Regions from separate parts of the Homo sapiens genome. Here regions 2, 3, 4, 5, 6 and 7 are each linked to region 1. The links are chromatin contacts, found by Hi-C or POLR2A ChIA-PET in ENCODE. All regions are on one chromosome and are shown on one strand. The core of a region is the stretch at or near the end of the contact, and the rest is flanking DNA. Distances in the headings are between cores, read along the strand shown. Region 1 holds the start of LINC00309 (long intergenic non-protein coding RNA 309). Region 2 holds the start of CEP68 (centrosomal protein 68). Region 3 holds the start of LINC02576 (long intergenic non-protein coding RNA 2576). Region 4 holds the start of SLC1A4 (solute carrier family 1 member 4). Region 5 holds the start of LINC02245 (long intergenic non-protein coding RNA 2245). Region 6 overlaps LINC02245 (long intergenic non-protein coding RNA 2245). Region 7 has its middle 96 kb from the start of SERTAD2.

Region 1 (3,570 bases), core at 594-3,093:
CTGTTCTTTATAAAATACCCAGTCTCAGGTATTCTGTTATAGCAGCACAAAATGAACAGGGACAACATTCAAGGGATTGAAATTGATTAAGATGTGGCACTTGGAGAGAAGGGTAACGATTAGAACTTGGACAGACTCCTGATAGAAGTGCCTTTCTTTCCACCAAGACACAGCTGTGCTTTTCTCGAGGTTCTTGCACATTACATCTTTCAGCCTGGACCCCATGTGATACATGAGAGGCATACATCATAGTGGGCATGGGAAGCAGAACTTTTCTCTTACCTCCATGATGGACCCTGGTGCTTCCTTCCCCTGCTCTTCTGCAGGAGAATAGTGGGAAAGGCAGTGATGCTCTGCTTTGAAGGGAAAAGGGATTTTGATTATAATGTGTACCAGTGACTGGGCACAAACACTGAAAGACAGATTCTTGGCTGCTTAATTATGAAGTGTTGTAAAGTACTAGATTTGGGAAGACTTGTTTTTTTCTCAAGCACAATGGGATGAAAGCCTAAACCTGGCGTTGCTTGTTTAGCCCTCTCTAGTTGCAGAGCCACCACTAAGAAGATGCCTTGGAAACAGTGAAGATAAGAAAACCATGTCCCCTTTAGCACAAAAGAGGATCGGTGCCCCCTTTTCCAAATACCACTTTTGGTCAAGCCAGGGTCCTCTGGGTCGCGCCACGTTCCTTCCCTGGCCTGGGCATTGTGCTGATTAGAATCTTGCTCTCTTTCTACCACCTGATTATTTGAAATGATAACAGCCTGTATATTTGCAACTTCAAGGCTAGGATATAGTTTCCTAGTGATTAAAAAATAAATAAGATTTACTCCACTCACCCACCCCTGGCCATAATAAAGCTACAGCTATGAATCAGACCCACCAATATTTGAATCTCAACCCCTTGACTTACTAGTTAGGTAGTTTGGGCCATTTTTTGTTTGTTTGTTTGTTTGTTTGTTTTTTCAAGACGGAGTCTCACTCTGTCACCCAGGCTGGAGTGCAGTGGCGTGATCTCGGCTCACTGCAAGCTCCACCTCCCAGGTTCACGCCATTCTCCTGCCTCAGCCTCACGGGTAGCTGGGACTACAGGCGCCCGCCACCACGCCCGGCTAATTTTTTGTATTTTTAGTAGAGACGGGGTTTCACTGTGTTAGCCAGGAAGGTCTCGATCTCCTGACCTCGTGATCCGCCCGCCTCGGCCTCCCAAAGTGCTGGGATTATAGGCGTGAGCCACCGCGCCCGGCCGGTAGGTTTGGGCCATTTTAACCTTCCAGGGCCTTGGTCTTCTCACTGTTTTTGTTTTGTTTTGTTTTAAACGGAATCATTTTGCCTACCTTCATGGGTGAGGATCAAGTTAAGTCAATGCAGGTAAACTATTAGGCAACTAGTCAACTCTCAACATTTGGTGGTTATCAGAGTTCACTATGTGGATGAAGACAATACAGCTAGGAGCCCTCCTAGACAAACCCTGGAGAGGAAGAGCTGCTGCAAAGTGTGCAGGAAGCAGGGGGCACCAATGCAGATTTTGCACCCCCTTTCCTCAGGAACTCCCAGGAACAGCCAGGTCACTCCCCAAGCTGCTTCCAGCACCCCCTCGTGTATGCTGATCACTCCTCCAGTGGAAGTGAAAATATTTAATACTTGGAGAACTTTGCAAAGGTCAACTGTGGCTAATAATCCATCCCCCAAGAACCTCATACCACAAGAACACAGACACACGTGCACACATGCATGCACAGACACTCATCTGGCTTAAGAGCATCAAGAGTCAAGGAGGTAGAGCAATTCCAGAACATTATTTTCTCTAGATGTCAACTTCCACAGAGCAGGGCCAGAGAGATTCTGGGACCTGTCCCCAGGGGAATTATTTCTAATACCCTTGATAAAATGTACAAAGCTAGGGTAGGAAGTAGCAAGGTGACAGCAGTGGTTAGGTGGAAAGTTTCTCTAAGAGAAAGAACTAATGAATTCGTTCAATTGAAGCTTTTTAAATATATTTATTCCTGTCACCTTTCAAGTCAGCAGCTTTTTCCAGGTGACATGGCAAAAGGGCCTGGCAAGTGCACAGGGTTAAGCCAAGGACTATCAATACTGCTCCCTAAAATATTTTCACCTCTGGTTTTGGGGATCTGCTTCTTCTCGGGGTCTCTCCTGCTGCTTTCCTGGTAATAGCACCTAAGAGACCCATGAAACAAATCCCCAGTTCAATACAAATTTATAGCTGAGTAAATATGAGCATAGGCTTTAGGAATCCACAGAATTGGAGCTTTGCTTAATACCAGCCGGGAAAATGTGGTTGTCAGTTAACCTCTCAGAGCCTCTTCGAGGCTTGGTTCGCTCATCTATTAAATGAGTCTGAATAAGCCCTACTCCTCCAGGTTGTTGCTAGCATCAGACGAGAAATGTATGCAAAGCCCCAGTGCCATGGCTGACACACAGGAAACATTCAACAAGTGGTAGTGCATTTTCACTAAGTAAAAGGAGTAATGATTTCTTTAGTGGTTTCTTTTAACACAGGGGTTTCTATCCATCCCAAATAGAGGATAGATATTCTAATAAAACAATCATTTATGTGATTTGTGATTACACCGTACAACTCAAGTTCCTGTGGAATGTTTAGCGTAATCAATCCGAAGCTCTCAGCAAGCTCCCTGGGCCTGATTTTCAAATCCAATGTTACTGTAGCAAAGAACTAAAGGAGGGGAAGAAAAGCACCACTGTATTAAATACACCCTCCTCCCCTTTTTCCTAAAGGCTGTTTGTCCCCTTCTCTTGATAAATCTTCAGTTCCCAGAGAGCAGAGACTCTTGGGAAACAGGAAGTAGCAAAATGCCAGTGAGAAAATCCCCAGATGAAGAGCAGCAACAAGTCTCCGGGCAACAGTGTGGTCAAAAGGGGGAAATTCCCCCATCAGCGCTCAAAAACAGTCCCTCAGGAAAGCTTAGTGAAGGTTAATTTGGGAAATTCCCTCAGAGGCCATAGAACAGAAACGGAAAACTGCTGTTTAAGAGAAATCTGAACGGAGCAAGCCAGTTCGTGGCTGCCTGGGGTGCTCTCTGCGTGAACCGCGCTGCTGCTCCAGCCTGACTTCCCCCTTTTCATCCTGATCCTGAGGGCAACCCCGAAGGGGTCCAGTTGCCAGAGCCACTTGACACCCACCCTGCCCAGGCTCCCAACCCAGGAGAATTAATGCCGCAACACCCAGCCTCTTGAAACGAGCTGCTGCTAAAGCAGATTTGCCTCCCCGTTAGGACCTCCTGTGACCCACCCTCATTCCTGTCCCCATGGTAGACTAGCAAGCCACAGTCATCATACTGTGAGTGTCCCTCACAGTCACTTGCTATAACAAGTCCATCAGGTTTTACTGGGTTTTAATCTAAATGTGACCTTAGGATGACATTTCTTAGTGCTGCTAAGCTCCAAGAGGCAGGGAGGAATCCTCCCCACAAAGAAGAAGAAAAAAAAAATCACATAAACATTGTCCCATGAAAGGCTTAGAATGGAATATCCTCTGATCAGCTGAAGCAGAGAAAGCATATAAACACTGCTGGAAAGGGGGCTGGGTCAGGG
Region 2 (3,570 bases), core at 537-3,036, 850 kb before region 1:
CCAAAAAACAGAGAGATCCTGAAGGGTCAAGTACTATACAGATATTTCATATTGGTGAGTGTATTCAAGTATCCATTTATTTTTCTCCTAACGACTGCTAACAGCTAACAGCTACTGATCATTTTCTTTGTGCCAGGAACTATATTAGGCACTATACATCAATATCTTATTTAATCCTAATAACTCACCACACAGGTACTACTATTATTCCCATTTTTAAGGATGAGGAAACCAAGGCACGGAGAAGTTAAATAACTTAATGACACGCCTGTAATCCCAGCACTCTGGGAGGCAGAGGCAGGAGGATTGCTTGAGCCCAGGAGTTCAAGACCAGCCTGGACAACATGGCAAGACCCCCATCACCATTAAAAAAAAAATTAATCAGAGTTAGTAACATGGCAGAGCTAAAGCCTGTTTGACTTAGAGAGCCTGAGCTTAGCTGCCTTCCTAACCTGTAAGAATAACTCGCTCAAGAAGTTAAATAAATGTTTCTGTTGTGTCACCTTTAGACTACCACGCTGATTTTGTTTCCTTTTGGCTTCCTTCCATCATTGAGTGCCTTTTATGTTCCAAGCATTGTGCTAGGGGCTGGGGAAACCACAATACAGTGTGATGAGTAAAAACAGAGGCTGCAGAAGGTAGCCCAAAAAAGGGAGGAGTTATCAGTCGCAGGGTGGGGAAGTGCTTTAAAAAGCTTTGCGCAAAAGAGGTTAAACTGAATTCCTTGGGTTTTTTGTTGTTGTTGTTTTCTAAGTGGGCCAGAATTGACTCAACAGAGGGTGGGAAAGGGGAATGGAGGGAACAAAGTAAAAAGTGGTGACTTCTAGATCTTTCAACTAAACCCAAGGCAAACTGACCCAACAACCTTTGTTACACACTTTAACACAACACTCTTCATACCCTAGATCTGAGAACTGTTAGATTATTTACAAACGCTACCTCCCTTCGTGGTCCTGATGAATTCCCAGTGAGGTCCAATCTGCCCTGGCAGGCTTCCGCTCATTTTTGTTACAAACAATACACTAAACCCAACCTACTAATCATCAAGGGCCTGGAACAGGTTTTGGACATTCGTCCCCAGGCTGCTGAGAACTGTTCTAGTGATGACAGTTAGAAAGGGTAGCCCTCCGAGGCAAAAAAAATGAGACATCTTGATTTTTTCTCTCCGCATCTGGGCGCGGCGATAAGAAGACATCACTGGTCTCCATCTTTCCAGGGGGAAAGGCCCGAGCTGCATTAGCCCCGACTGGGGAGCTGGGTAAACAGCCCACGCCCGGGAGAGGCCTGAGGGAAAGTGACCTCCCCCGGGGCCCAGGCCGACCAGCGGCGCAGCTGCTCGGCCGCCAGATGCGCGGACTCGCGCACTCCCTCGCCGCGCCCGGGCATTCCCAAGCCCAGCCGCCCGCCTCGGCCCCGACCCCTCGGCCGCCACAGCACACGCCGTTCCGCTCGCAAGATGGAGGCGAAGGCACGAGGCGCCCCCGCCCCCCAGGGAGCCTTTGTGCCCTTGCCGGCGGGGACGCGAGGCCAGACGGCCCGCACCGCAAGGGCCCCGCAGGCACCGAAGAGACGCGGGGGAGGGGGCCGGGCGCGCGCGCGGATCTAGCCCGGGCCACCGCCCCCAGCGCCGCGGCACCCCCGACACCAGCACCCGCACGCGGGACACTGCCTACCTACCGCACCGCGAACGCTTCGCACGTCCGGAGCGGTCTCAGCAGCCCCATGCGCTGGCCCCGAGCTGGCGGACCCTGACTGCAACTGCGGCCCTCCAACCGCAGCCCAAAACGCGCAGGGCAGGACCGAGCGCCAACCACGCCCTTCGGCCGCGCTGACCACGCCCTTCTTCCCGCCCCTTCTCCCTCCGCGGGAGGGCTTTCGGCAATTTCGCGCAGCGAATCGCAGCTCTAAGTCCGCGGCTCCACCAATACGTGGACGCTCCTGCAAGATGAGCCCGCCCCCTACTTCGTCCTGGCCTATGGGAAGCCGGGACTTCTTCAGCGGCTGTCCTCCCTCGCTTTTGGAGCTCCGACCTCAGCTTCGCCTGCGAGCTGGGTTGTGTAAAGGCTGGTCATTTTGGGGCGCTTAGGGGTGGGTGCCGGGGGGCGCGCTTTCCCTCGTGAAGGTCGCTCCAGGAGTCATGCGTACATTCGTTCATTTTGCTCTGGACGCACTGATGTTCCCGGCTCGCCGCCGTGCCGCAGTCACGAGGCTCTCCGAACGCCTTTCACTGTGTTTCTGTTTACATTCGCGTCTGCAAGACCCGGCGGCGCGACCGAGGCCCGAACAGGTGCTGCGAGGCGGGGCGGGGAGCCAGTGCTGAGGGGAGCTCCCCAGGCCGGGTGGTTGAAGACAGCTTCTGGGGGGAGGTGGAGCTCTGGCTCGTGGAGAATGGGAAGGGTGTGGAAAATGAACTGGTAGCTACTTAGCCACTCTGAGCAGCCTGCTCTGATGGGAAATCGGTGATGGAGTCGGAGGGAAGTGGGAGGCAGCTTGTGGGAGGCCAGGGTGCTCACTCTCTCCCCTGCCAGCATGGGACCTAGTAACTTTCATACATCTCTATCTATCTATCTATTTTGCAAAGATGGGGTCTTGCTGTGTTGCCCAGGCTGGGCTTGAACTCCTGGACTCAGACGATCCTCCCGCCTCGGCCTCCCAAAGTGCTGGAATTACAGGTGTGAGCCACTGCATCCCATCCCCTAGGAGCTTAATGACACTGCCCTTTAGCTTTTACTGCTTAGCAGAATCCGGAGGCATAGAGGAACTACCACCAGGGTGGCGTGGGGAAGAGGCCCTCCCTTCTGATGATTTTCTCTCAGCAGCACTTTCAGCAATCTGGCTTCAACTGAATATCTCCCCAGTTCATAAAACAGGCGTCTGTAAATGTCAACCCCAGCTGGGTGCAGGGTACAAATTTTTTCCTACAGAGCTCTTGAGTCCCAGGTAGTTTAGGAGACAAGGACTTGTTTGGTTTTCCCAGACCTGTCAGGACAGCTCAGAGGTTTTGTCTAACCCAGGGGCCACAAACTTTGGACAACAGCAGCAGCTAGCCCACAGATGGTTTTATTTGGGCATCGCATAGCTTTTCTTTGTTTGTTTGCTTTTGTTTTTTAATAAGAATTTGAATCCCACCACCACCACTGGTCCATTAAGTAACAGCCAGCCTTCACACATTTGCTGCCTACCTGAAGGCATTTGTGTTTGTGACCCTTGATCTTTTCTATACACAGAAGACCTCCAGTGGAGTCACCTAATCCCACAGCCAAGTCACCCCTGCTGGACAGAGAACTGTACAAAGTCCAAACAGGCGTACATATCCTGTATGGTTTCCTCATCTATAAAGAGAGGGGATAGGATGAAGGAGTCCCAAGGTTCCTTTTGGTTCTGATGTTCTGTAATTTTGTGTTGTGAGCAGCTTTTGTTTTTGCCTGACGGGAAAACTTTCCTTTGGGAATTGTCTGCAGTCCGCTGGGTCAGATGGTTCTTTAGCACCGCACTTCTCCGGTCTCCCAAGGCAGGATGGGTGTGGAGAAGGGGAGGTGTGGAACCCAGGCCTGACCAGCTGTAGTCTCC
Region 3 (3,570 bases), core at 458-2,957, 830 kb before region 1:
GTGTTGGTATCTGAAAAGGGGGGAGCGGGCTGGCAGTGACAGACAAAGTGGTGAGTGCAGGGGAATAGGCCCAATCTGCGACCCACGGTCCTCCCTCTCCTCCCCTCTACACCTGTCCTCCTGCTTCTCTTTCTCTGTAGAGTGAAACCCAATTCCAAACGTTAACAGAGTCTGGAAAAGGCATCCAAGTAAAAAAGTGCAAAAGTTGAAAATAGCCTTCCACGTTATAAGGGAGGTTCCACTCCCAGAAAGATAATGACGACTATAAAATTCCAAATGGCACTCTGCCCACTAGCCACATTCTTCAATAACACGGTCTTAGCAGTTTCACGTGTTATTTACAGGTGAAGAGGCAGTAGATCTTTTTTCCCACTGAGGTCTCATTGAGGATATAGATAGGCTGCTTCGGATACTACTGGTAATTTTAATTGTTTCAGTTTCATAAAATGTATGAGACTACACTTCTTATCACAAATATCGTTACTTCACTTCTTTCACTTAGAGAGAGAGGAAGAGGGGTGGAATAAAAGAACAAAGGCAGTGCAATAAAATACTCAAAATAGCTGTAAGACAAATATTGCTCAACAAAGTTGGTGGCAGCACAGAAACAGACCCACTGGCTGGTAGGCAGCAGCACTATGAGAGGGTTTGATGTATTCGCTCATTCACAAAGCCTGCCTTTGTCATGTAATAGGCACTTAGGGGAATCCAGAGCTTGTCTGGAATAGGGGGATGCGTCCTGCAAACAGAAGCAGTTCCAGACCCTGCAGGTTGGCTAGCCAAAGCCCAGCTAACTCCCATCAGGTGTACCTTCCTGAGCTGCACAGACGGAAAACCACAAACTGCTTTTTCAGACTTCCTTGCAGGTCTGCCAAGCAGAGCACCTGTGTGAAACTCAGAAGCTGCAGCTGGGAAGGTGGGCATGGGCCGTATGGGGTAGAGCTTGCTGGGAGATCTGATTGGGGTAGCTCTGAGGGAGGCTCCACTGCCCGGTTCCTAATGTCACAGGTGTGGGCAAGCACCTGCTGCGGAAACTCAGCACTCTTAACTACATTGTTCCTGGCTATTAGCCACCCACCTGTTTCCCTATCCGTCCCAGAAATTCTGTACATTCTTTAATTCTTCCCTGTAATCAGTGCTTTTCTGCTTTGTTGTCTGTACTTGGAACACTTACCAAGAAATTAACCAAATCAGAGATACTCAGCATGGGCTTGAGGAAGATGTGTTTTGACATCATTTTCTCCAAATCTCTCGAAGTTTGTGACAAGTCTTTTTCTGCTACACTTTCTTCTAGTTCCTGTTCACAGTTTTGACCTCTTCCTCCATTTTCTCTGATGTTTAGCTGATTTTTACCGTCTGTTCCATCATCCAGTTCTCCAAGGTGTTCATTTTGACATCCAGCCTGACACTTCCTTCGCACTTTTGTGGCACCTCTAGCACTGCCACTTGCTTGGTTTTTGACAGCTGGTACCATCAACAAACAAATGCCTTGGGGAAGAAAACATGTCAATTCGCATGGCTTGAAATGCAGGAACAAAACAGAAGTGCACACCGACCCGGAGCTTACAGTACAGCGTGCCATGAGAGCTTGCATTGGCCAAAAGCATGCAAGAATACTCACTGTAGCTGATGCATGTTGTAAAAGTCTGCATGAACTCTGTTCTTCAGTGCTGCAATTTCTGATGTGAACAGCACCATCAGCTTTACACAGAACAATACTCAGTGTGGCATATGTACTTTTATTATGCAAAAGAGCGGATGGCAGGACGTTTGAATATAGGGAAGTTGAAAGTCACCTGGAAATGCTTCATGCAAATAGCACTAACTAGGAAGAGAAGGCACCTGTGCTAAGAAAGGGATGTGAAGCGGCCAGTCCAGGATTTGCAGCCTTGTTTGTGTGTTACTATAGAATCGCCTGGGCTCTTTTAAAAAATATTTATTTATTTATTTATTTATTTATTTATTTAGAGACGGAGTCTCTCTCTTGCCCAGGCTGGAGCGCAGTGGCGCAATCTCAGCTCACTGCAACCTCTGCCTCCAGGGTTCAAGCGATTCTCCTGCCTCAGCCTCCTGAGTAGCTGGGATTACAGGCGAGTGCCACCATGCCTGGCTAATTTTTTTTTTATCTTTAGTAGAGGTGGGGCTTCACTATGTTGGCCAGGCTGGTCTTGAACTCCTGACCTCAGGTGATCCGCCTGCCTCAGCCTCTCAAAGTGCTGGGATTACAGGTGTGAGCCACTGCACACGGCCTGGGCTCTTTTTAAAAATGCCAATATATGGCAAAAAACAAAACAAAAATAAAGAGGAAAGTGGGGAGAAGGCCAGGGAAGTTTGGAGGACCCCAGGATTCCACTCACCTTACTGACCCTAGTGGTGTATTGGCTTTTTTAAGACAAGGTCTCACTGTTTCCTAGGCTGAAGTGCAGCAGCATGAACATGGGTCACTGCAGCCTTAACCTCCTGGGTTCAAATGATCATCCCACCTCAGCCTCCCGAGTAGCTGAGACCACAGGCACGTGCTACCACACCTGGCTAATTTTTAAAATTTTTTTGTAGAGATAGAGTCTCACTATGTTACCCAGGCTAGTCTCGAACGCCTGGGCTCAAGTGATTCTACTGCCTTGGCCTCCCAAAGTGCTGGGATTACAGGAGCGAGCCACCATACCAGGCCACTTTCCCCTTTATAAAAATTTAAAAAGAAAAGAAAATCCCAGTATTCAGGCACAAACCCAAACCAGTTTAATCAGAATCTTTGTGGGTGGAGTGCTGGTGGGTTGGTTTTTTGTTTTTTTTTTTTAGCGTGGATGAATCTAATGAGCCTTCAACATTGAGAACCAGTGGATAGGGCTTCTACTCTGCCCTATTTATCCTTGTGAATGTGGCTTTTCTTCCTCTTTCCACAGGCATTGTCTGAGGCTTTCAAATAAGTAACCTCGTGGGTTTTTGTAGTAAGTAGCATTTGTGGCTGGAGGCCAGCTTCCCATTCAAAGACTGTCTCTTCTTAAAGAATTCTTGATTCTTGGCCAGGCTTGGTGGCTCACACCTGTAATCCCAGCACTTTGGGAGGCCAAGGCGGGCGTATCATGAGGTCCGGAGTTTGAGACCAGCCTGGCCAATATGGTGAAACCTCTTCTCTACTAAAAATAGAAAAATTAGCTGGGTGTGGTGGCACACGCCTGTTGTTACAGCTACTCAGGAGGCTGAGGCAAAAGAATTGCTTGAACCTGGGAGGCGGAGGTTGCAGTGAGCCGAGATCGAGCCACTCCACTCCATCCTGGGCAACAGAGCGAGACTCCATCTCAAAAAAAAAAAAAAAAAAAAAAAGAATTCTTGATTCTTAATGGAACCACAGGTAGTCAGCAAGATGAAAAATGGAAATGATGATTCTGTAATTGTCCATGTTACAACAACCAGAGTATGAATTGCATTGCAGTTTTTTTGTTTGTTTTTTGTTTTTGAGACATTGTATTGCAAGACACCAATAGAGGCACTTACAGAGTCTCGCTCTATTGCCCAGGCTGGAGTGCAATGGTGTGATCTCAGCTCACTGCAACCTCTGCCTCCTGGGTT
Region 4 (3,570 bases), core at 297-2,796, 780 kb before region 1:
AAAGGATACTACATCATCTCAAAGGATGAAATGCAACTTCTAAGAATTGCAAAAAGCAGGCAAAACTAAGTGAAGATGCTTCTCTCCCTCCCCTCTAGAACTCACACTTTCGCACAAAGAAAGGCCTTTGAAACACAGCACTCTGCCGTGGTCTTTACTGGGGTGGACAGCAACCTGTCCCAAGCCCCAAGCCCTCAGGAGAGGCATATTTCTGGGCAATATGTCTCACTCAACTAACCCCAGCCCTATTATCCGTGGGTCCACTGATAACTGCAGAAAATTGCCAGCTTCCTTCGCAGCCAAGGACTGTAACAGAGAAGGCCATAGATTGCAAGCCGGATGACCCAAGAGGCAAAACTTAACCAATGCTCCCAGAAGCTTTTAGGCACCATGTGGGAGAAAATGAGGCGAAGCCACTGGGGCGTGGTCGGAACATTTTTACCGGGGAGAGCAGCGCGAGAGTATAAGGAGTAAAGAACAGGCGGGGCGGCTGGCTCTTCCCTAACAAACGCCCACCTAACGGTGGGGACTGGTTCTTGCTCAAAGATGCGGCCCTGCTCTTTCGATTGTGCGGTGCGCCCCAGCTGTTTGCAAAGGTGTGGTCAGCACGCAAAAACTCCAGACGTCATTTTGATATTTTTAAAACGTTAAACGCCACCAGCAGCCAGCTAAGAATTAACTCTTAGGAGTGTATAAGCATATGGGTGTATGAACTGGAGGGCATCCGAGAACTGGCGTCTCCCACTGGGCCCTGGGAGAGGTGGAGAGTGTTACCTGGCCAGGTCGAGGAAAGAGTCCACCGTCTCTTTGGGGACAGGAGGAGGCCCCGAGTCCTCCAGCCCCAGGTCGCTGGACTGAAGGGTCTGCGCACCGGATCCTGGCTTGATGATGAACGCCAAGGCCACGGCGAGCGCCGAGGCACTCAGTGTGGTGAGGCCAAAGTAGGCGACAGCGATGCCGCCCAGACGCCCGAGGCAGCTGGCATCGAGCGAGGCGGCGCCCGACACCAGGCTGCAGACCACCAGCGGCAGGATGATCATGCGCAGCATGCGGAGCAGCATCTCGCCGGGGAAGGCCAGGTAGGTGACCTGCGTGCGGCTCAGGCTGAGCCCGCGCAACGCCGCGCCCAGGCCCGCGCCCGCCAGCACCCCGGACACGGTGAGCAGCACCAGCGCTTGGCGCCGCAGGAAGCCCGCGCAACGCCGTGCGCGTCCCGCCGCGGTCCCCGGAGCTCCGGGCCCGGCCGCAGGCCCCGCCTGAGCGCTGTCAAGGTAGCCGTTGGTCTCGTTGCTCTTCTCCATGGCGCTACACGCCGCTCCGAGCTAGAGGTGGCAGGGGACGTGGGCTCTGGCAAAAGACGGGGTTCCCAATGAATGGGTCGGTCGGCCAGTTGTGCTCCGCAGGTTCTGGGAAGCCGCCCCGGGGGTCTCCGGGCCTGGCGCAGGAGCAGGTGCGAGAAAGGCGAGGAGAGGCGCAGAGTGCGGGTTGGAGCCGCGGGCGGAGAGGATCGCGCCCAGCCTCCCTGGAGCAGCCGCCGGCTGGAGATGATGCAAACGGGAGCCGCGAACGCGGACGCAGACGGGGAAGTAGGAGGGCGCGCCAGCGGCCCCAGCCCGCTCACTTCACGCCCGCCGTCCCGCCCCCTGTGGCGCTGGCCAATCACAGCCCGGGAGCCGCCGCCGGGAGCCGCCGCCGGGAGCCTCTGGTCCCCACCCGTGTCGCGGGTGCCGCAGGGGGCGGCCGGGCGGGAGGCTCCACCCGAGGCCGCGGGGGCGCGGGCGGCGCCGGCCAATCCTGGCGCCAATAGCCGCCTACCCGCCCGGCTAACGGAGGCCGGCTCCGGGCGACCGCGGGGAAGTGCGGGCTGAAGGACCGCCCGGGCTCCTTGGCACCTGCCGGGCCCTCTCCCGCGGCCGGGATCTGAGTCCTCGGGGCCAGAGGGCCCGGGAGAACTTAGAACGCAGCGGCGTTCCTCCTCCTGAGGACTGTGGGAGGGGAGGGAGGGGAGGGGAGAAGAGAGGAGGAGAGGGGAGGATCCCTCTCTCCCGGGTGGCGCTTTCGCCCCGCGCGGCCCGCGCTCCTCTCCAGAGCTCGCCGGCCTCTCCCGCCAGGGGGCCGGGCGCGGTGAGGGGGCCCGGGGCGGTCCTGCCGTCGCGTCCCCTCCTGCGGAAGATCCCTTCTTCCAGGGGTCCTCAGGGGCTTGTGCGGTAAAGCACGCCATGGTGCCCAGCAAGGCCCCGGCCTTGAGACAAAGGACGGACCGGAGGATGGATGAATAAGGGGAGCCTTCGCACGCGCTCATTAGGGCTCTAACGCAGCCATACCGCTAGAGAAAGGGGGCTCGCTGTGCCACCAAACCCGGCGCCCCTGGGCCGCGGAACCGCGCGCACCGGGGCGCTCCTGGGCTTGTGTCCTGGGGCCATCAGGATGGGGCTGGGTCGCCCGCCAGGCAGCTGTCTGCGGTATGGGCGTTTAAGACGCAAAGCTCTTCTAGAAGAAACAGAGCTCTCACGCCACCACTTCCAGTTGGTTTCTGCCACGTAACCAAAGCTGAAACACAAGCCACTGGATTTTAACCTCTTCCGTTCCCAGGCCTGAGCCCTGGCGAGAAAACAGCGCAGACGGCGGTTTGGCCATCCTGAACGGTTCCTTATTGTTCACGTTCTATGGATTTCCTGTTTATTTCATCTTTTATTTGATATCTGCTTTGGCCACGCGAGTTACAAGGGAAACTTCTGCTGAGTCTTTTTACTGTATCACAGTTATTATATTTTTATATTTTTTTATTCTGCTTGTGAATTGTTCTTTAAAGACTTCCGTGGGTGGTCTTTTGTTTTTTCTTTTTCCTTCCTTCCTTCCTTCCTTCCTTCCTTCCTTCCTTCCTTCCTTCCTCCCCCCCTCCCTCCCTCCCTCCCTTCCTTCCTTCTTTCCTTCTTTCCCTTTCTTTCCTTTCTTTCCTCTCTTTCTGGGACAAGGTCTCGCTATGTTGCCCAGGCTGGTCTCCCAGTTCCTGGGCTTATGGGATCCTCCTTGGTAGCTGGCACCACCCACTGTGCCAGGCAAGGGAAGACTTAATTGTGGCTAACCTCAATTAAGGAGGAAGGCAATTTACTATAGATTTCTTGCTATAAAGGAGTCATCTTAAAACATGTCATGACATATTTGTGCAAATCAAAATGCCTTCATAAGGAACTTTAAGGAGCTGTCCAAATTTTGAGACAGTGAGTATTTTATTGCTTGGAGCCAGCCAGCTATTGGCTAGAACTTGTAAGGATTGTGTGTGGGGGGGGGGGGGGTGGGCGGGGGAGGTAGTGTCAGATGAAGAGCTGCACATATTTATATCTGGCTTTCCAGAATGCAGTTCATTTCTCTATGTGCACTGAAGAAAGAGTAATTCCTACAGACACACACTGTGTTTTGCCAATCAGCCCTTCCCTTTGTTTTGACTACCACGTTTATGCAAAAGACTCTCAAATCATGCTCCAGAAATGAGTCTTCGGCTGCCTGTTTTACATCTTCACCTGAATATCCTGCAGGCGTCCCAACTAAAATGTTCAAAACCAAACTCAT
Region 5 (3,570 bases), core at 473-2,972, 730 kb before region 1:
TGGACAAAGATCCAGGAAGCCAGGCTTGGAAGAGAGGCTGTCTGAGTCTTGACCTACCTGCTGCTGCCTGGAGAGGCAGGGCTCCCCTACAACATCCAGCCTGCTCTCCTGGTTGACCAGCACTCCCTGGGAAAGGTTAGTGGCATACACACAGCCCTGGGCAGCAAAGTAGAGACTGAATTGAAACAGATACTAACTAAAATAAGACCTGCCCATTATTGTATCGATCTGTGCTTTTCAGCTTTTTAAAAACAATTTCTTCTTCAGATCGACATACAAGTCTCAAAGGTCATCCCTGACCCAAGGTTCTGATACATGAAGAAGCATCTCTCTTGTCTGTGTGTCCCCACTTGCCATGAGTATTTTTTTTTTTTTTGAGATGGAGTCTTGCTCTGTCACCAGGCTGGAGTGCAGTGGTGCGATCTCGGCTCACTGCAATCTCTGCCTCTCAGGTTCAAGCGATTCCCCTGCCTCAGCCTCTCGAGTAGCTGGGACTATAGGCGTGTGCCACCACACCCAGCTAATTTTTGTATTTTTAGTAGAGTCAGGGTTTCACCATGTTGGCCAGGATGATCTCACTCTCTTGACCTCGTGATCCACCCATCTTGGCCTCCCAAAGGGCTGGGATTATAGGCATGAGCCACTGCAACCAGCCAAGAGTATTTTATTGAATTTTACTTTCTATACTTTTGTCAGAAAATAAAAATTTCCAAATATAAAATTGTTATTATTTATAATTATTAATTATATTAAAATTGAATCTTCCTTTTAAAAACACTCATGTTCCTGTGAACCAGCAAGTACATCACTCCCTTGGGCTAGAGCCCCCAGTTGAGACTCGATGAACTCCAGCAGAGACTCTGACGAAGGAGTGACACAGTGTGTTGGGTCAGAGAGAAATGTGAAGCCCAGCAAACATATGTTCAAATCCAGATGCCACCATTCGGTGAACATGCACCCCGAGCAACTTTCCAGGGCTTACTTTCTTTGTCTATAAAATGGGAACAACAGGTACAGTACCATCTAGTCCATGGGGGTCACCAGAAGAAACTAGAAGATGTAACACACAAGGAACATTTAGAAGCAAGCATGTAACAAACACTCAGCAAATGGCGACTACATTATAACTTGTCCAGCCAAATAGATATGACCAGTGGTAACACGGAACTGAGAATTTTCACAATGTACTATTTTTACATCTTAATTTCTTTGGGCTTCTCTGCTTCCTCTTTTTAAAAAAGCTTACCACCCACTTGTTATTCTGGAGGGGGATGAACATAGATAAAAAGAGAGTTTAAGAACTCTTCATGGAAAGATAGCCAAACCACTAAAATACTATTTCAACAGAGGAGGTCACAGAATGGTGGAATGGTAGATCTGTAGGACTAAAGGAGACCTCAGATTTGTCACTCTTATCTGACTCATGAAACTGAGACCCAGAGAGGTGAAAGGGTGTGCTCGGTCCGGTAGCTGTGTTGCAGACTATGTGAATGGCACCTCTTGGTGTCATGCAATGCATAACAACCACCTGTGCAGCCTCATGGCCCTGCACAACCTCCTGACCACAGCGATGGAATAAAGTGGTCCAGTCAGGGGCATTTTCAGCCTCTGGGGATGTTGATATAGTAACTCCTCCTCTTTTCCCATACCCTGAAAAAATGCAGCCCAAGAAGCTGCCGATGCTCTTACAGCTGTGAGGGGAGGGGCTGCCCGAGGAGAGAGGTAACCTAGAGTTGAGAGATGGAGGAAGAGATACAGAATCTGGATGGCTATGCTCTGATCCTGTAATCCGACTATGCCTGAATGTGGATCTACCTTCCAAAGGTAGGGTGCTTTTCGTTTGTTTGAGCCATCTGGTGTCAGATGTTCTGTCACTTACTACCTTGTTATAATTAATAGAGGAGCTCAAAGAGCTATAAATATCTAAGGAGGAAGAGTTCAGGTTGCAAAGCCTTCCTAGACAAGGTTGCTTCAAAGGAAGGTCTGAAAGGAAGAATGGGAGGCAGGCAGGCTGCAAAGGGAGAGAAAATTCAGGGAAGGAGAAGACCAGGAACAGAGGCCTGAGATATGAGAGCCTGGTACTATGGACTGGATGCTTGTGGCTCCCCCCTTCCCCCTAATCGACTTGTTGAAGCCCAGTCCCCATTGTGATGGCATTAGGTGGTGTGGCCTCTGGAAAGTAATTAGGCCATGAGGGTGAATCCCTCATGAATGGGATTAGTGTCTTCATGAAAAGACAGGAGAGAGCTTGCTTTCTATCCTCTCTGCCATGTGAGGACACAACGAGAGAATGGTCATCTGCAAACGAGGAAGAGGTCCCTTACCAGAGCCGACCATGCTGGCGCCCTGATCTGACTTCCCGGCCTCTAGAACAGTGAGAAATAAATCTCTGTTGTCTAAGCCACCCAGTATATAGTCATTTATAACAGCACAGAGTGACTGAGACACCTGGGGTGGGGGTGTTTGGGGAATCATATTTAATTAAGCCTATTTGGTTAGAGTGTTGGATATCCAAAGCAGGTAACGGGGGTTAGGATTAAAGATGTAGGTTCCTACCAGTCTGTGAGTTTGTTCTTTTGTATTTTGGATAATAATTCAGCAAGAGAGGAGGGATGAGAATGAAAGGAGAGAACTGGTTGCGAGACTATTGGTAATTTTTGAAGTATGAGAGTCCATGGCTTCTAAGGTGACCAACTGTTCTGATTTGCCCGGGACTGAGGAATTTCCCAGGATGTGGGACTTTCAGTGCTAAAACTGAACAGTTCCATGCAAATGGGGATGATTGAACACCCTGAAACATCACCCAAACCATAAAGGAAGATATTGATAGATTTCATTCCATAAAAAATAACATGTGAATGAAAAAACAGAAAATAGTCTGAATGCATCTAAACTGTTTTTCTCTAGAAAAAAATTAAAATAAATGACTATCTCTTTGGGACTCAAGCCATTTAGTGACATTGCCCTTCATTTCCTGATTGCCAGTATCCAACCTCCTTGTGCCTGAACCCCATCAGTACTAGGAGCCCTGTCGCCTATGAATTCCCAAGTTCCTACATCTCACTTTAGCCAAAATCATCCATGTTTGCAGCACTCTCTTGCCTGTCATGGCCCTCCAACCTCCTGGAGCCCTCTGACTCCTCCATTGTTGCTCTTTCTTTCTTCTGTCTTCCTTCTCTAGCTAGTCAAGATCACCTAATCAGTCACTTCAAATAACTTGGTCGATATCATACCCTGTGGTCCTCTGCACTTGGCAAAATTCTGGACTCCAGATCAATTCCACGATCTATTCACCTTCTGCACAAAGGATGTGGAAAAACCGCAGATGAATTCTCAACTGCAGACCAATGCTTCTTTATATTCTTCTCTCCCACTTCCCACACAACTTTGAGCCCCTGCTCTACCACTGAACTAGCTGTGTGATTTGGGGCAAGTTGCTTCATCTCTCTGGGTCACTGTTTTCTCACCCAAAAAGTGAGATGTTGTAAGGAATAACTGAGTTAGTACGCATAAAATGCTAAGCACAGGCAATGGCATGTAATAAGCACCTCATAAATGCTGGCTTTTACT
Region 6 (3,570 bases), core at 368-2,867, 710 kb before region 1:
TGAATTCAAGCGATTCTCTTGCCTCAGCCTTCCGAGTAGCTGAGACTACAGGCACCTGCCACCACGCCTGGCTAATTTTTGTATTTTTAGTAAAGACGGGGTTTCACCATGTTGACCAAGCTGGTCTTGAAGTCCTGACCTCAGGTGATCAGCCTGCCTTGGCCTCCCAAAGTGCTGGGATTACAGGCGTGAGCCACTGTGCCCAGTCTGAGCCCAGTCTACATTTCTAAGGGCTCCTAGGTAATGTGGTGCTGCTGGTTCGTGGACCACACTTGGAGAGGTGAGGCCCTAGAGCAGCTGTCCAGTAGAACTTTCTGTGATGGTGGAAGTGCTCTAACTCTGCGCTGTGTCATACATCGCCACTGGCTGCAGGTGCTATGGAGCACCTGAAACATGGCTACTGCAACAGAGAAATACATTTTAATTTTAGTTCATTTAAATTAATTTGAATTTAGCCACATGCACATAGTGGCCTCCATACTGGATAGTGCAACATCCATCATGAGTGGGGGCTCAGGCTTGTCATTCAAGAGCCAAAATACCATGGTAGGTTAAAGCAAGACTATATAGGGTAACAAATTTTTGGAGTCATTAGAGATAGTATATTCAACACTGCTGTTTTACATATAAGGAAACTGGCCAGAGAGGCAAAGTGACTTGTTGCAGAGCCACAGAGCTGTTCCTGGCAGAGGGAAGGCTTCAGGTTCAAGGACAGCATTCTCCCTACCATGCCACATTTTGTTCTAGGCCCACTGACCTTCAAAAGAAAAATGTACATTTCCAATTTTGGGAAATCCAAGCTGGGTGTGGTGACATGTGCCTGTAGTTCCAGGTGCCCAAAAAGCTGAGCTGGGAGGATCATTTGAGCCTGGGAGGTTGAGGCTGCAATGAGCCGTGATTGCACCACTGCACTCCAGCTTGGGCGACAGAAGGAGACCTTGTCTCTAAAAAAAAATAATAATAAAAAAAAATAAAAGAAAGAAAATCCTCTATAAACAAAATGTAGCTGTTGGTAATAGTCAAATGCTATTTATTACTTTATACAACGTTTGAGGCAGTTAACCAGGTTTAAATGTTATCCAATTTCCTGAGGGAATTAACTGATTTTTGGCTACATTTGCAAGACCTGCATCACACGAAAAGAATCATCCCTTTTTATGGGATGTTTTGCAACACGAAGTTCTCTGGCAAAACCAAATTAAGACCAACCCCTGTTCAGGCCTCCCTGGTGTGTAGCTGGTGTCTTACCACATGGACTTCAGTGGGTACAGGTGTGCAAAGCAGTGATGGTACTCAGACAGACAACTGAACAGGTTGTTCTGTATCACACTGGAATGAAGGATTTACTTGATCTTTGAAAACATTTTTTTTCTGGTTGTAAGGCAATATATGTACATTATATAGAACTTGAAAATTGCGGGGAAAATACTGTGTTAGTTATTTGTTGTTGTGTAACAGGTTATCTCCAAAACCCAGCAGCTTAAAATATCAAACATCTGTTATCTCACTATCACTGAGAGCAGCTCAGCCAGGTGGTTCTTTTCTTCCTCTTTTATGGTCTCGTCTGAAATATGCTGGGTAGTTCTGACTCAGGGAGTCTCAAGAGGTTGCAGTCCAGATGTTGTCAGGGCTATTCTCATGTGAAGCCTTGGCAGGTTGCAGGATCTGCTGCTTTTTCAGCGTTGTGATCATAGCTCACTGCTGCCTTGAACTCCTGGGCTCAAGTAATTCTCTAGCCTCAGCCTCCCAACTAGCTGGGACTACAGATGGATTGCATCAGTGGCCTGCTAGGGTCTGGTTCTAAGCTCACTCATGTGGCTGTTGGCAGGAGGCCATGGCTGGGCCCCTCTATAGTGCTTCTCAGGACAAAATTTCCCTTAAGAATAAATGATGTGAGAGAAAGAGCAAGAGAGACAGTGTCCAAGATGGAAACTACAGCCCTTTATATAGCCTCAGTGGGGAGTGACGAACCTTCACTTCTGCTGTATTCTATAGGTCACCCAAACTCGCCCTGTTACAGAGTGGGAGAGGGCCACACAAAGGTCATGAGTACCAGAGGTGGGGTCGAAAATAAAACTCACCTGCAACCTCACTCTCCATAAACAATCACCGTGACATTATGAGGTGATTCCATATACATCTATTTACATGTACAGATTTTTTTCTGACTCTTACTTCATATGTTATTGTCCATATTTCCCCTCTATCTCCCTTTTCAGATGGAAATCCAGCTTTATTTAACCTCCTTTCCCTGAGGAAGAGGTACATTCAATGTTTATTATTATTATTATTACTTTGAGACAAAGACTTGCTCTGTCGCCCAGGCTGGAGTGCAGTGGTGTGATCTCGGCTCACTGCAACCTCCGCCTCCCGGGTTTAAGCAATTTTCGTGCTTCAGCCTCCTGAGTAGCTGGGACTATGAGCACGCATCACCACACCCGGCTAATTTTTGAAATTTTTTTTTTTTTTTTAGTAGAGACGGGGTTTCACCAGGTTGTCCAGGCTGGTTTCTGGTTTCCATGTTGCTGGTATCCCCTTATTCGATTATTTCAGCAAGGCTGATGTACTTCTTCCTCTTGAAAAACTTAAACTCATTCAAGAGTATGTGTTCTGAGGGGCAGGTGGGAGAGAAGGAAGAAGGCAGAAAGGAGAGGTGAGAATGGGGGGTGGGTGGTGTGGCAAGACTTCCGGGGTGACGCTGCAGAGGGTGCCTCTGAGGAATCGAGTCTCCGGGCCCACCAAGATTGATTCGTGTACCCCAGCCAGATGGGGGGCTTCCACGGACTGTGTGGAGTGGAAGAAGGCTGTATCCATGGACTCAAAAATCACAGGAGAATGCCAGTGTTTTGCAGCTATGGACGAGAGACCCCAGCACAACCATGGCAGTGGGAAACCCTAAAAATAACTGGGGACAAATTTTTATCAGGATGAATGAGAGCTCAGAGGCAGGACTAAGTTGATTAAAAGGAAATAAAGGAATCAAATATGTCTTGCCCATATAGTTTGTGGACTTATTCATACCTGCTACACACACACACACACACACACACACACACACACACACAACATTCTTTTCAAACTGTCATTTGTAGTCTTATTTTTGTATCTACCTTTTTTTCACTTCGTTTATGTAATGGACATGATGTAATGTCATTATCTGTACTTCCCAACCGTGTCCACAAAGTATTTTGTCATTTAGATTGCCACACATCACAATACGTCTGGCTTCACCTTCTGGGAGCAAGAAGCCAGGTTGCATTCCTTTTACTACCTAGAGATCCCACGCCCTGTGAACATCTCTGGAGAAACCTTCTCTTCCCTCCCAGGGAGCCCTTGGCCTTCATACTCCTAAGTCCTCATCCCCAGATACCTGCTCAGCCCAGCAGGCCAGCCAGTGCTGGGAACTCTCACCTGGGGGCCGGAGAATAGGGACACTGCTCCTCCCTCAGGAGTCTGGGGCTTCCTGGCTGCCACCAGGTGTCACCAGCAGCTTGGCAGGTGGGTGCATTTCCTGTCCCCAGCCACAGCAGAGACTCAGGCTCTTTCCTTCACCCTAGAATGGAGCTATTG
Region 7 (3,570 bases), core at 748-3,247, 540 kb before region 1:
TGGGTGCTGCGGAGCACCGACGTCAGGGTTCAAGGTGAGCCAGTGGGAGGAAGATCCGTGCGGGAGGGAGGGTTGGAGGAAGCTGAGGTATCGACATGCATTTACAGCTTCGCTCATACCAGGTTAAGAAGTGCCTTTTCCAGAAACTCAGTAAAGCAACAGGACGTATTCAGGAGCTGTTTCGACCTGCCCACACCCTACCCTGACTTTCCCAGAAAACAGGCAAGCAAGCAAGGGGCAAATGTCACGGCCAAGCCTCCCGCCTACGGCTTCCAGCCTCCTCAGATCCCAGCACACAGCCCCGCCGGACTTCCCCCGGAGCGGTCTCCAAGAGTGGGCACTGCGTGATCTGATTCACTCCAAATCTGGCTGTCCCCCGGGAGTGGGGTTTGGCCGTAGGGGCTCCCCGGCAGCGCCAGGCAGAGTCTGAGCAGCAGCCGCCGCCTGCACGCAGAGTTAGGAGCCAGCCTCCGCCGCCGCCTCCTCCTGCCGGATCAGAGTAGGCAGCACAGCCAGTCCCCATCGCTGTCACGCAGCCAGCAGCGGGCCGCCGCCCCCCCGCGCAGCCCCGGCCCTCACACTGTTATTTGCGTGACTGACCCGAGCCGCGCGGGAGGGGAGGGCTGGCCCGGAGAGGAGCTGGTGGAGAGGAGGAGGCCGGGCCCGCCCGCTCCTTCCCCTCTGGCCGGCTGCGGAAGCCCTCTCCTCCCCATTGGCCACACGCTCGCGTCCATCACTCCCGCGAGGCGCTCGGATTGGCAGAAGGCGCACTTCTGGAGCGAGGAGGGCCGAGTGACTCCGCGGGTCTCCGGCGCCTCCTCCTTCCCTCCACCCCACACTTGAACGTCCACCCACCTCTCCCCACCCCCCACTCCACTGCCCCCGCCCCGCTCGCGGCAGTGTCCTTAGAAGACTCATTGGGCCAGGGGTGCAGCCAGCCGCTTAACGAGCCGCGCCGCCATAGGTCGAGGCCCACGCCCGTCGGAACGATGGGCCTCACCATTGGGTAGCTCCGCTCCGCTCCGCCCCCTCAGCTCCTCACCCTCTCGTCGCCGCCTCCTAGCTCACCTCTTTCTCGGCCCCCTTACCCCGCCCGTCCCCGCCGCATCACCCCTGTCCAGCTGGGCGGGGATTGCTGTACGACTCTGTAAAGTCTGTGAGTCACTGCACAACCCATCAATCCAATTAAATGTCTTGAGCGAGCCGAGCAGGCGGTGCTGCCGCCCGCCGCCGCTCGCCCCGCCGCGGCCGCCCCTGCTCCTGCTTGCAGCGCCCCTCTGATCCATGGCTGTCTGTCTGTACTTGTTACGGTGTAACATCCTCCTCCTCCTTCTCCTCCTCCTCCTCGGGAGCCGCTGCAACTTCCCCTCAGCCAGCCTCCTCCTCTGCCTGGGGACTGCAAAGGCATGGGATAGACCCAGAGCCGCTTCCCTCTGTCTCCCCTCCAGCCCTCGCTCAATTTTCCCCCCTTTAAATTAAAGTCTGTTCCTCGCTCCTCGTCGTTTTAGAGATTTATTGGTTGGTCTATTATTTCCCCTGATTTTATTTTCCCTCTCTGGGGCAGAGATCGTAGGGGCCGGTGGGTTTATTTTAGGGAGGGGGCGCTCCATCACCCCACCCCTCCGTTTCTCCTTCTCCCTTTTCGGCCGTGACTTGATTTCCCCGCTCCTCTGCGCTCCCACCCCTCGAACTCACCGTCCTGTACTCGAGTGACGCACAGACACCCCCCGCCCACAGCCCAGACGCCCCCTCCCTCGCTGCCACCCCGACCCGTCTCGGAGCTGGACTGGGTGCCGACTTCTTCGCAGAAGGGTGAGTGCTGTGCTGGGTTGGGTGAGGAGGATCTGAAAAAATGTGGTGGCCGGTCCACTGTTGGGGAGGGCAGGGATCAGGTTGTGGGCTGCAGGTTCCCGGTCCGGCGTGGATTTAAGGTGGCGACTCCCTCCTTTCCTCCCTCCCTCGCTCCCGCTTCCTCCGCCCCTCAGCTCCTTATTCACCAGCCTTGCTGTATATCTAGGTATTGCCAGACTTCCACCATCGGGGCATTATAACGCTTATAAAACATTTGGTAATGGCATGCTTTCTGTCTTTAGGATGCTTAGAGAGCAGTGATAGCCACCAATGTGATCTGATAGATTCTATCACCTGCAAAAAGTGTAAAAGGGACGATGGGTACGTTTTCTTCTAATTCAAAGTTAAACTTTTATTCAATAAAGGCAAGGCAGAAAGGTATTTTTAATTTTAATGCGTGGCGATAGGGCAGCGATAAAGCAGAGAAAGACAGATTGTCTAGTGGCATTGCTTAGTGTTTTTATTTGAAAATAGTTTTATGGGTTCCCTATTGAAAAAATATCAAGTCCGTATCAAAGGTTATGAAGTCTTTGAACCTGTTGGGGGAAAGCAAGGTAAGATGGAAATCCAGCTTGACACTTCATCTTTAGCTCACCTCTGTTACAGGGAGGCATTACAACACAGAGTTTTAAATTTCTCAGTCACTGGACACAATGGAGCATGTTAAGGATATGAGAGAAATATGGATTATTTCTCTTTTGATATCCATCTTTTGTGTACTTCATTGCTTGTTCAGCAATGTCATACTACAGAATTTTGTAAAATTTTGATTTGGTTTCTTGGTTGTCCATAGCTCAGAAGTACAAATACCTGTCTATATATGCTTTATGAGGATGTTGCCATATGCATCTTTCATATTTTGTTTGAAATAAAAGTAAAAATTATGAGAAATAGTTGCTCAGAGTTGGCTTCTGAGGTTGCTTTTTAGAATTCAGCTGTTTTAAAATGGTATTACTCTTTTTGAGTCAAGTTCTGGGCTAGTTGTCCACAAGATTCAAATGAGGCCAAACCAAACATGTTTTGAAACATTAAAGTACAGGAAAGGCCTCTTAATAGTTCATTCTCTCCTTCTCTTTCAGAGTAACCAGAATAAGTTGTTACTAAATTTAATTTTAAAGAATAGACTGTTCCTGTACCGAAATCTGCCAAGTTGCTACAGAAATATTTCTTTTTAAAGAGCAGAAATGTGTTTATGATCAGCCCAAAGTAGTAAAGATGAAAAGTGACTTAAATGTAAATGCTGTCTTAAAGAAATGCTTGTCATAAGCCCCAAAACCTTCCAGAGTGTTTCAGGAAGACTTACACAAAACCTTTTTGAATTGTTTAGTAAATTTTATCATGTGACCTTTTTTATGAGTGTAAGACTGAATTATTGAAAGACCTCATAGCACAAGGGAGCCATGCTGCCAGAGTTTGAATCTTACCACCATCCCTCACTGGCTGTGTGACCTTGGGGGACGTTTCTAACCTGGCTTTTGTGGGTTTTGTCCTGTAGATGGAAAGAATGACTTCTCAAGGGGTTGTTGTAAGGTTGCATGAGAGTACATGTCACAGAGCACTCCAGGTTAGCTACCCCATCATCACCAGCAGTCTTAGAGAGGTGTCTAGTGTAGTGGTTAAGAGTAGGACCTCACGCTGGTTCATGCCTGTAATCCTAGCACTTTGGGAGGCTGAGGTGGGAGGATGGCTTGAGCTCAGGAATTTGAGACCAACCTGGTC

What was found. A loop is a pair of places that touch in the nucleus more often than their neighbours do. ChIA-PET counts read pairs that join two places held with the same protein, here RNA polymerase II (POLR2A). Pooled maps may share reads with other maps.
Region 2: a pooled map shows a loop between it and region 1 (3-fold over the local background). The contact joins the promoter of CEP68 here to the promoter of LINC00309 in region 1. A Hi-C loop is called at or near these places in 4 of 37 single-sample maps with no recorded cell type and 9 of 50 pooled maps. POLR2A ChIA-PET finds 5 or more read pairs at or near these places in 1 of 52 experiments (activated naive CD4-positive, alpha-beta T cell).
Region 3: a map with no recorded cell type shows a loop between it and region 1 (4-fold over the local background). The contact joins the promoter of LINC02576 here to the promoter of LINC00309 in region 1. A Hi-C loop is called at or near these places in 1 of 37 single-sample maps with no recorded cell type and 2 of 50 pooled maps. POLR2A ChIA-PET finds 5 or more read pairs at or near these places in 1 of 52 experiments (activated B cell).
Region 4: a loop to region 1 is called in a pooled map, with 4 times the contacts of the local background. The contact joins the promoter of SLC1A4 here to the promoter of LINC00309 in region 1. A Hi-C loop is called at or near these places in 7 of 37 single-sample maps with no recorded cell type and 11 of 50 pooled maps.
Region 5: a loop to region 1 is called in a map with no recorded cell type, with 2.4 times the contacts of the local background. The contact joins the promoter of LINC02245 here to the promoter of LINC00309 in region 1. A Hi-C loop is called at or near these places in 13 of 37 single-sample maps with no recorded cell type and 5 of 50 pooled maps. POLR2A ChIA-PET finds 5 or more read pairs at or near these places in 2 of 52 experiments (GM12878 and OCI-LY7).
Region 6: a pooled map shows a loop between it and region 1 (2.2-fold over the local background). The contact joins the enhancer-like site here to the promoter of LINC00309 in region 1. A Hi-C loop is called at or near these places in 9 of 37 single-sample maps with no recorded cell type and 4 of 50 pooled maps.
Region 7: a pooled map shows a loop between it and region 1 (4-fold over the local background). The contact joins the enhancer-like site here to the promoter of LINC00309 in region 1. A Hi-C loop is called at or near these places in 2 of 37 single-sample maps with no recorded cell type and 10 of 50 pooled maps. POLR2A ChIA-PET finds 5 or more read pairs at or near these places in 2 of 52 experiments (OCI-LY7 and activated naive CD4-positive, alpha-beta T cell).

What each region holds. Positions count from the first base shown.
Region 1 is chr2:64,203,758-64,207,327 of GRCh38, reverse strand. It overlaps LINC00309 (long intergenic non-protein coding RNA 309), which reads left to right and starts at 1,843. Exons shown (of 6, transcript NR_033837.1): 1 at 1,843-3,570. RefSeq lists an enhancer at 2,749-3,078.
Region 2 is chr2:65,054,632-65,058,201 of GRCh38, reverse strand. It overlaps CEP68 (centrosomal protein 68), which reads right to left and starts at 1,786. Exons shown (of 7, transcript NM_015147.3): 1 at 1,674-1,786. RefSeq lists silencers at 554-633, 644-693, 1,324-1,663, 1,744-1,853 and an enhancer at 1,954-2,193.
Region 3 is chr2:65,028,864-65,032,433 of GRCh38, reverse strand. LINC02576 (long intergenic non-protein coding RNA 2576) reads right to left here and starts at 1,707. Exons shown (of 3, transcript NR_183398.1): 1 at 1,622-1,707; 2 at 1,175-1,488. RefSeq lists an enhancer at 494-1,357.
Region 4 is chr2:64,987,375-64,990,944 of GRCh38, reverse strand. SLC1A4 (solute carrier family 1 member 4) reads right to left here and starts at 1,546. Exons shown (of 8, transcript NM_003038.5): 1 at 775-1,546. The coding sequence starts at 1,301. RefSeq lists silencers at 1,147-1,326, 1,537-2,236 and an enhancer at 960-1,544.
Region 5 is chr2:64,930,599-64,934,168 of GRCh38, reverse strand. LINC02245 (long intergenic non-protein coding RNA 2245) reads left to right here and starts at 1,722. Exons shown (of 3, transcript NR_036586.1): 1 at 1,722-1,824. RefSeq lists enhancers at 908-1,057, 1,098-1,167, 1,208-1,347.
Region 6 is chr2:64,913,343-64,916,912 of GRCh38, reverse strand. All of the region lies in intron 1 of LINC02245 (long intergenic non-protein coding RNA 2245), which reads left to right. Among named protein-coding and RNA genes, the nearest start is that of LINC02245, 17 kb to the left of the region's middle. RefSeq lists enhancers at 239-428, 1,342-1,421. Within about 2 kb of position 1,617, at least 6 of the 41 ENCODE cell types and tissues checked have a DNase peak (open chromatin) inside an H3K27ac peak, as active enhancers do.
Region 7 is chr2:64,748,523-64,752,092 of GRCh38, reverse strand. No RefSeq gene overlaps it. Among named protein-coding and RNA genes, the nearest start is that of SERTAD2, 96 kb to the right of the region's middle. RefSeq lists silencers at 371-1,370, 1,702-1,771. Within about 2 kb of position 1,997, at least 36 of the 41 ENCODE cell types and tissues checked have a DNase peak (open chromatin) inside an H3K27ac peak, as active enhancers do; they include OCI-LY7, where a contact is called at or near this core.